Regions from separate parts of the Mus musculus genome. Here regions 1 and 3 are each linked to region 2. Evidence: chromatin contacts called from ENCODE Hi-C data. All regions are on one chromosome and are shown on one strand. Each heading gives the region's core, a stretch centred on a gene start or an enhancer-like site at or near the end of the contact. The rest is flanking DNA. Distances are from core to core; before and after follow the strand shown.

Region 1 (2,747 bases), core at 152-2,651, 1.3 Mb after region 2:
TACTTTCAAGGCATTTTCATTCAAATAGGAATATTGGGGAAATTAGTATTGCATTTTAAAAGTGAGAGCTCTGTATTTAGTATCTAACTAGTACAGAACTTAGCTAAGGAAAAAATCTACAAACTTATTATCTTGCATAAAATCCCATGCAAATTAAAATTACTTTTATAAAAGGAATGTTTTTCCAACCAAAAATTCACTGCACCAGGACATTACTTAGCGGAAAATGCTCCCCATTTCTACTGATACTGAAGATGAATATAATCGATAATGAGGCAAAAGTTCTCAGCTGTTCATTTTCATTAAACATAGCTTTAAACTTTTGGTCCCTAAATGCTTAAATTACAGCACTGGATATGAAGCATCTTCCCCCTTGTCTTTTTTATCTTTTAAAACAGGTGATTCCTTGAGCTTGTATTTTTATTTATATAGCTGTTGGCTAGGAATCTATAGACAACTTGATCACTTGAATTAACCACAAGAAACATGCATAAGGCTGCAAACGCATTAAGTAAAACTGTCGATTTAGGCCGCGGCTTTAGGATCCTCATTCAAAAAGAGAGAAAGAAAAGAGGAAACTTAGTAGCAGTGTCTTTCAGCCACGTTTCAATTTAATCTCACATTTGACTTCCACAATTGCTTTTAATACGTACCCTTTGCGCCATCGGCCTCTCTGGCTCCCTTCCTACTTCAACTTCTAATATATCCTCTTTAAGGCCAGTGTGAAAAGAAACAAATATGCAAACTCCCCCGGAAAAAAAAATAAAGCACAACAATAACAAAAAAAAATCCCTTTGCGTCTCCAGCAGTGTGAATTACTGGTCCCAGATCTTCGGTCTACCGGACCTGAAGCAAGGCGCCCGCGTCGCTGAGCATAAAAGCGCTCTGGTTCCACCAAGACAGCAGTGGGAGGGGAAAAAAAAAGCAGATCTTCTCTCCCCCCCAAAAAAATCAGTTTAAAAAAAAAGAAAGAAAAGAAAAGAAAAAGAAAAAAAAAAAAGAGCGCCCCTCAGACCCAACTACCAAATCTCATGGCTTTCTGCCACTCCAGCTGTCAATCACAGGCGAGGTTGTCAACGTGGTGAATGAATGATCGTCCGTTCTGTCTTCTTCTGGTCAGAACACCTCAAATGTTAATATTCAAATGCACAAAGCCCTAGCGCCCGCTTTCCTTGAATCAGTCCTAATTCCTAATCAGTTTCTCTCTTCTCTCGCTCTCTTTCTCTTTCTCTCTCCCTCTTTGCAACTGCTGCACTGAAGGGAGATTAGAGAGGAGGGTTAAAAAAATGTCTGTCTGAGTTTGTCTTAAAGGAGCCACGATCGATGCTGCCCGCTTGCAGTCGCCGTGCGTGTGTAAAGTGTGTGTTGCACAGGCGGAGAGGTGGATTCCGACCAGAATGCTAGAACCCGGAAGTAGTGGTGGCCATAACAGGTCGCGTCTTACACAATGCATTGGGCTGCAGCAAGTAGGCTCCTCGGCAGGGGTGGGTGCGCGAAGCGAGCTCTGGCCGCACTGGAGAGGCAGAAAGACACTCCACAAATTCGCACGCCCAGGCACTAACACCACACACCCAGGGCACATGCACACAAATACAGGCTGCAGCTCCCAACCCGCCGGCTTTACGTCCCCTTCCAGCCTCTCTTCCCAAAGCGGACGCTTGAAATAAATCGGGAATAAACGTAGGGCAGGCAGATGCCGGAGTTAATTCGCTCAGGGCTCCGCTCATGAAAGACTTCAAGACTTTCCTCGAAATTATTGGGGTCTGCCAGTATTTTTCGGGGTGGGGGTGATGCCAAAAGTACTGGATTCTCTGCTAGACTCCCGGAGGAGAAAAGTCAAAGCCAGAGCAAGAAGAGGAGCTGGAACTGGACTGGAAAAGGTTCCGCTCGAGAGTCCTGAGAACGTGGGGTAGCGGTCGCCCGGGCGTTCTGCAGACTCAGCTTAGAGGTTTTCTTTTCTTTTCTTTTTTTTCTTTTGGTTTGGGTTTTTTCTTTCTTTCTTTATTTTTTTTTCTCCCCCCGCTGTCAGAAGTGGACGTAGGGCCGGAGGAAAGGAAATGCTTGCATTTTGTCACTTTGAGTCCGGACGTCCCCACCTCCTCTCTTGCAGCCCTCAGCCCCAGCCGCCGCGCGAAGTGAGGGAGGAAGGGAGGGAACAATGAGCCGAGCGCCGGGAATGTGCCCCCAGCGCTTGTTTACAAACACCGAGCTATTTATGACCGCTGGAGAACGAAACTCAACGCGGGCACCAAGCAGCCAGACCTTGCGGGCGGCCGGGGCCTGGGAGCCCCGGGACCCGAGGCTCTTTCTCGATTGCGCTACCGGCAAGTTTAGCCGTGCGCCCGGGGCGCGGCGAAGCTGCAGAGCTCCGCTGCGCTGCGGCTGGGGCTGCCTTTGTCTGGGCGACGCCGAGGGGCTCCAGCCTCGGCCTTGCTCGGGCCTGGAGACGCTGCGCTCCCTCCCACCCCCCACCCCCAGCTCTTTCAGCGGCGACGCCCGGAGCCGGCCTCCCAGACCTCCATCTCTCAATTTGTCTATCTCCGAACCCAGCCCCGTGAAAGCTCCCAGTTCCAGAGAAAAAGAAATCCACTTCGGAAGCTGAGATTTCAGACAAAAGCTGACCCTGCCCACAACTTAAAGTCTCCAACCAGCCAGTGGTTTTTAACTTTCTCTCTTGAAATACCACACCCTGGACTTAAAATTGTTTTTTGAGTCTTTTTATTCTCACTCTTCAGCTACTCTATCTA
Region 2 (2,700 bases), core at 128-2,627:
GCAAGGAACCTGTGAGACCAAAAACCATTGCCATTTGTTAAAAGATGGAGAAACCCCGATGACAAGCAGAGTTTCAATTGCATTTCAGTTAATACGATTTATTCGTTAAGCTGATTATATTTTGTTGCTTCAAGTCTGACAAACTTCTAAAGTTGTCCACTTTTCTACTATGTCTCTGTTGCTCTATCTCCACTCCCGCCTCCATTCCTCCTTAGAGAATTTGTGGCGTCTGGGTTAAAATAGGTGGAAACAGTCTCTGTTTCCAGCCACCGCTCCCCAGCTTGGTTGGAATGCTCATCTGGTTGTGATAGAGCCTGCGGGTTCGGCCAGCAGTTCTTAAAATAGTTCCTTGGCTTATAAAAAAAATAGTCATTTGGGCAGCTCAGGGTTTGTTCTCTGGCTGCTTCTGGCAACTTGCTTTGGGGGGCACTGTTGCTCCAGTTTGGGAGTTACAGCTGGGCTTTAGTGAGTGATGGCTCTCTCTTGCACAATCTCAGATCTGCACCCCTTGTCAAGTAATCATTACAAATGTTTCACATAGGAGCAAGCTGGCACTAAGCAAAGGTCTGCCTTTTAAAAGAAGCATGGGCCCTAGGGGTGGGGACCACTCTGTCCTGACCATTGTAACATTTTCCCCTTTGACAGTGTAATTAAGTGCTAATTAACTAAATGAGTGTAAATGAGTGAAGGTTGAGATAAATATCTACATCTTCTTAATCTATTTTCCCCTCGAAGATTTGATAAAGGAAATTTGGATTTAATGGAAGATATCTGTCAATTATTTTTTTTAAGGTGGCAAATCTGTTTAGAAGGAACTGAAATACACCAGTTTTAATTTCTACAGGACAAGTTAACAGCATATGAATATAAGAGAGGTGCCATAAAATGGGGATGTGGTGCTGCAATAATTATGGTAAGGAGGCTTGGTGAAACTACCTTTTGCAAACATCTGCTTTCTGCTTTTTTTCATATCCTGCAGATGTTGCTGAACTGATGAAAAATACTGACAGGAGAATACATTAGCCCATGAAGTCATTTCAATGAATAAAGCAAAGACTAGCTTTTAACTTTCTAAAAAATCTACTTAGAAAAGAACTCTGCTTCCAGAATAGGGAGAGATTACACCAATAATTGAGAGGGGCCCAGGGCCTTCTAAAAGCGTCAATAGTGATCTCTTCTTGCCAAAGGGGAGAAGAGATGCTTTGTGGGGGAGCAGCCAGGGTAATAAATGAGAATCTTTGTAATTCAGGCACTTTTCCATTACCTTCCATGGTGAGTGATTAGAAATGAGACTGAGGAGCAGCCATGGAAAGCCCACTTTTGTGCTTGGCAGTAGAGCAAAAAGCTGCTGAGTTTTGCCCCAACTACCCTGCCTATCCTGCTAGGCAGCCCCTGAGGCTGAGACCAGAAACAGATTGACAGCTCTTGGGTTGGAGCAAGAATCTTGGAAAGGAGGTGCTATTTGTGGTTCCGGGCAGTCAATACCCTTCCCAGACAGGAAGTGGTAAGTCAGGCACATGTATGCTAAACTGCCTGGAAAGCAAGGACTGAGCCTGGGAAACGGCATTTAATGGGGTTCAGTTGCATATGAGATTAAAACCCTGAAATAAATGCAAAAGAACTATTTTGGCCTATACCCTATTTGGCAGGAGGATTAAGAGCCTGAAATAGTCCTCTGGCTGCCTGGGAACTCTGAATCACTCCCATTATTGATATAGCCACTTCGAGTCACAGCATCATGTGTTCAGAAGGCCCCAATTAAAATGTACAACAAGTGTTTTTCTGATAACCAACCTGGCAGATAAGAAGGATGTACTTATATAATGTTTTTGTTAAAAGAAAGACAACAAGAAAGAAAGAAAGTAAGAAAGAAAAAGAAAAAAGAAGAGAGAGAGAGAGATTCCAAAACAGAAACTGCACTTTTCTAATTCTTCTCTGAATTGACCTTTAATTGCTTACAGCTAGTAGTATCATCCTTTTTTCTTTTTCTTTTTTCCTTCTGAGGCAAAAGGACAAATCTGCACCATGTCTCGGGAAAGACTTTTTATTGTCTGTTCTATGAGGCCTGGAGGTCCCTGGAGAGGGATTCTTTCCTGACCACACAATCCTTCTGTTTTAGCCACAATGCACGGGTGATACCACCAATTACCTCTCTCCAGCTCTACCATTTACTCTAGTACTGGTGCATGGCATATTTCTTACTGGCATTAAAGGCGTTGCTTCATCTTTCCTCCTACCCAACCCTTCTTTTCTCTGCACCTGGCTAATTTCGGACTGTGATTTATCAGCTGTATTTCTCAATGCAGATTATCAGGTTCAACTCAATATGACCAGTTCTTGCTCCTTTGGGGGAATCTTGGCCCTAATGTAGAGTGGTATTTAAAGGCTATTTAGCCTCATTGGCAATATCATCATAATAACTTGTAACATTTATGCCTCTTCTAGTATGAGTGACATAGCTCCTCGGCTGTTTTAGTTCACTGATCATCTCTTCTCTGCCTTTGGCTAAGAGCAAATGTTGAATCTGCTGGTCCTCCCAGTGATAATGATATGAGTGAGCAGCAAAGTAAGATGCTGAGGTTATAGGTGAAGAAATAGATGCTCACAGAAACGAAAGCAATTTAAGATAATGCAGCCAGTGAAACTAGGATTCCACTTTCTTCAAGACTTTAAGTGTGCAGAGCAAGCAAGCCCCACTAC
Region 3 (2,723 bases), core at 96-2,595, 1.2 Mb after region 2:
TAATGCTGCGTCTACCCTTGATGGTATGGTTTGCCAAAGGGCCAGGGGGTGCTGGGTAGCACAGAAGAGACCAGGAAAAATGATGACTCAAACTGGGCGCCCCACACACAAACCCACACCTCCCTGCTTACGGTCCAAACACCCGTTGAGAACCTATATCACCAATTTCTGCTTTAACTGCCTTCCCAAGGGCCGAGGGCCTGTGGGATCCAAAGTGGGGGAAGTTTCTAGGACTTTTAAGGAAACTTGAAGGAGCTTCTGCCCAACACACTGTGACACTATTCTTCTCCATTCTACCGGAGTGCTATACACTCTGGAAGCTCACCCTCTTGCCCAGCCTGACTGTTCAAGGCAGCCTCCAGGGCCCAAGCTCTCACCGACATGCTCCCATGAGCGCCCTGGGATTCGGAAGCCGGGGCTCCGTCTGGAAAAGTCCTGTGAAAGCATTCTGGCAACTACAAACCACTCTGAGGGGTTCCAATTGACGGAGCCCAGAGTGAGCCGAAGAAGTCTTTGAATATGCTTTTGCGCTAACTCATGGACACCCAGGCTACCGAGACAGTTAATTCTTCTTAACTTTGACTTTCAGATGGCGGAGGTGGGGATGGGGGCAAGCATAGGACTCTTCTGCAGACCCCGAGTACCTCGGAGTAGTGTGGGATCACAACTGAGACCCACCCGCCCACGTACCAGCTCCAGCCCCAGCCCCAGCCCCGATGTCGTGCAGAGGGAAACTAAAGGGAGTCTGAGACGCGGCTGGAGCTGGGTGAGCCGGCCGCGGCGGTCTCATTAGAGACATCTCAAAACTCCTCTCAGCCCACCCCCAACACCCCCCTCCCGCCTACACAGGGGGAGCTGAAAGCATCACTGAAGGCTCGGAATTCCAGCGTAAAAGAGCAGTTTTCCCCTTTCACAACGTTCGGACTTTGTCCCTGGAGTTACTCAGTATGCGCTTCTGCCCGGAATGCGATCCCCATACCCAGATCCATCTTCTCTAGGCCCGCTAGGACCCGGCACCCCAACTGCTGTCCTTGTCGTTTGGTCTCCCCAGGGCTCCACCTAGCACGCCTCTCCCCGCGGTAAAACTCGTGGGCCGGGTTCCCCGAGAGGAGACAGCCTCCAAAGGAACTCCTAATACCATCCATACAGCTTTAATGCGCTTATAATTCGATAAGTGATTTCAATTTGAAATTGTTAGTAACTAATTTTATGGGTAATTTTTCCACATCAAATATTTAAGCATCAGATTAAGGGCGCCAGTTCCGACGCATGATCATAAGGGGGTTTCTTCCCCCCCCCTCCCCCCCGCCCCCTCAAAACACACTGCCGCGCTCCGCCTCCCTCCGGTCTCCTACTGCGTCGTTTTTCCAAATCCCCAAAAGGTGGCAGTAGAAGACGACTTTCCTCTTTTCCTGCGGCTCAAAAGAAAGGACAGGGGTGAGGGGCTGGGGGGGGGGGGGAGCGGCGGGGGGAGGGGTGGGGCGAGAAGAGGGCCAGGAGGGACTGGACGGTGCCAGGACTTTGCAAGCTGAGCCTTTAACACGTTTCCACCACCGCGCTAGCGAGAGCAGTGGCGAATTTCCTGGAGACGTCTCGGGCCACGGCGGCGCGCCCGGCGGCCCTGGGGTCGGGGTGCGGGCGACTCGGCACATTTGCACTCAACCCTCAGCCTCGTACAAAAGCGGGAGACGCAGAGAGGGACCCACCGGCTTCTTTCCATTTCTTTGTAGTTTAATATTGTCAATACTGTACAACCAACCTTGGCTCCTCGAGGCCGGGCTCTTCGAACACATAAGTCGGGGGGGGGGGCTGTTAATGGGGGGGAACTGGGGAGGGTGGAGGGAAACTAGGGGCGCAGCGGATGAATTGCAGACCAGTTGCCAAACTTTTTCCCCCTGCTGCCGCTGCTGCGGCTGCCGTGGCTGCAGCCTTTGCTTTGAATGTGTGTAACTAGGAAACAGCAAGCCGTCTGAGAAGACGGAATTTCCAACGTGTAAAATGTTCTTAACGGAACCATTGAGCGAGTGCAATAAGGCGTGAGGGGGAACTAATCTTCCCATTTAAATGTTTGTGGCAATTTTATCTAAATGAATTTTAATGCTAAACGAGGGTAATTCCCCATTTGTAGCGCGTTTGCTTCTTTCCTGTGCTTCTAAAGCAGTCGAACATCGTGCAATGAACAATAACAATAAAAATACTTCCAAGGCATATTATTCATTTTGAATGTGTTATAATTACATTTGATTAAATATGATCGGGTAACATTTTTAAATTTTTTGTAAAAGAAACTTAGTCATACTAGTCTCATTCAGCCAGCGGACTCCCCCCACCCCCCCACCCCCACCCCCAAAAAAGAAGCCTGTATAATTGTGTGCCCTGTTTAGGGGAGGGCGTTTTGTTTTTGTCCTTTAAGAAACATCAAAACCACTCTCCACACCTCTATTATTTTCCTCCTTCCGATAAGTGTCGTCAATAACCTCAAAGCTGGCTCTGAAATTTACAAGAGGAAAAGCTAAAACAGAATTAAACGGGAGGGTGTCAGGGGCAGGAACAGAGAGACCTGAGGAGCAAGGCTCGCACAATCCTCACTCCGAGGGGGGAAACCATGGCACAAAAGCTTGCTTTATTTTTTTCTAATTCCTAGACATTAATGATCATGATTCTTTTTAATCTCCACATTCCCCAGCCCCCCTTTGCTTGCGCTCACTCTTCCCCTCCACCCC

Evidence for each region. A loop is a pair of places that touch in the nucleus more often than their neighbours do.
Region 1: a map of heart shows a loop between it and region 2 (7-fold over the local background). The contact joins the promoter of Meis1 here to the enhancer-like site in region 2. A Hi-C loop is called at or near these places in 8 of 37 maps with a recorded cell type or tissue (adrenal gland, heart and left cerebral cortex).
Region 3: a map of heart shows a loop between it and region 2 (5-fold over the local background). The contact joins the promoter of 8430419K02Rik here to the enhancer-like site in region 2. A Hi-C loop is called at or near these places in 5 of 37 maps with a recorded cell type or tissue (adrenal gland and heart).

Annotation. Positions count from the first base shown.
Region 1 is chr11:19,017,568-19,020,314 of GRCm38, forward strand. It overlaps Meis1 (Meis homeobox 1), which reads right to left and starts at 1,402. Exons shown (of 12, transcript NM_010789.3): 1 at 654-1,402. The coding sequence starts at 665. It overlaps Gm16141 (a long non-coding RNA gene), which reads left to right. Exons shown (of 3, transcript XR_381070.4): 3 at 1-763.
Region 2 is chr11:17,685,491-17,688,190 of GRCm38, forward strand. No RefSeq gene overlaps it. Among named protein-coding and RNA genes, the nearest start is that of Etaa1, 270 kb to the right of the region's middle. Within about 2 kb of position 1,378, at least 1 of the 3 ENCODE cell types and tissues checked has a DNase peak (open chromatin) inside an H3K27ac peak, as active enhancers do.
Region 3 is chr11:18,876,265-18,878,987 of GRCm38, forward strand. It overlaps 8430419K02Rik (a long non-coding RNA gene), which reads right to left and starts at 1,346. Exons shown (of 4, transcript XR_003949854.1): 1 at 1-1,346.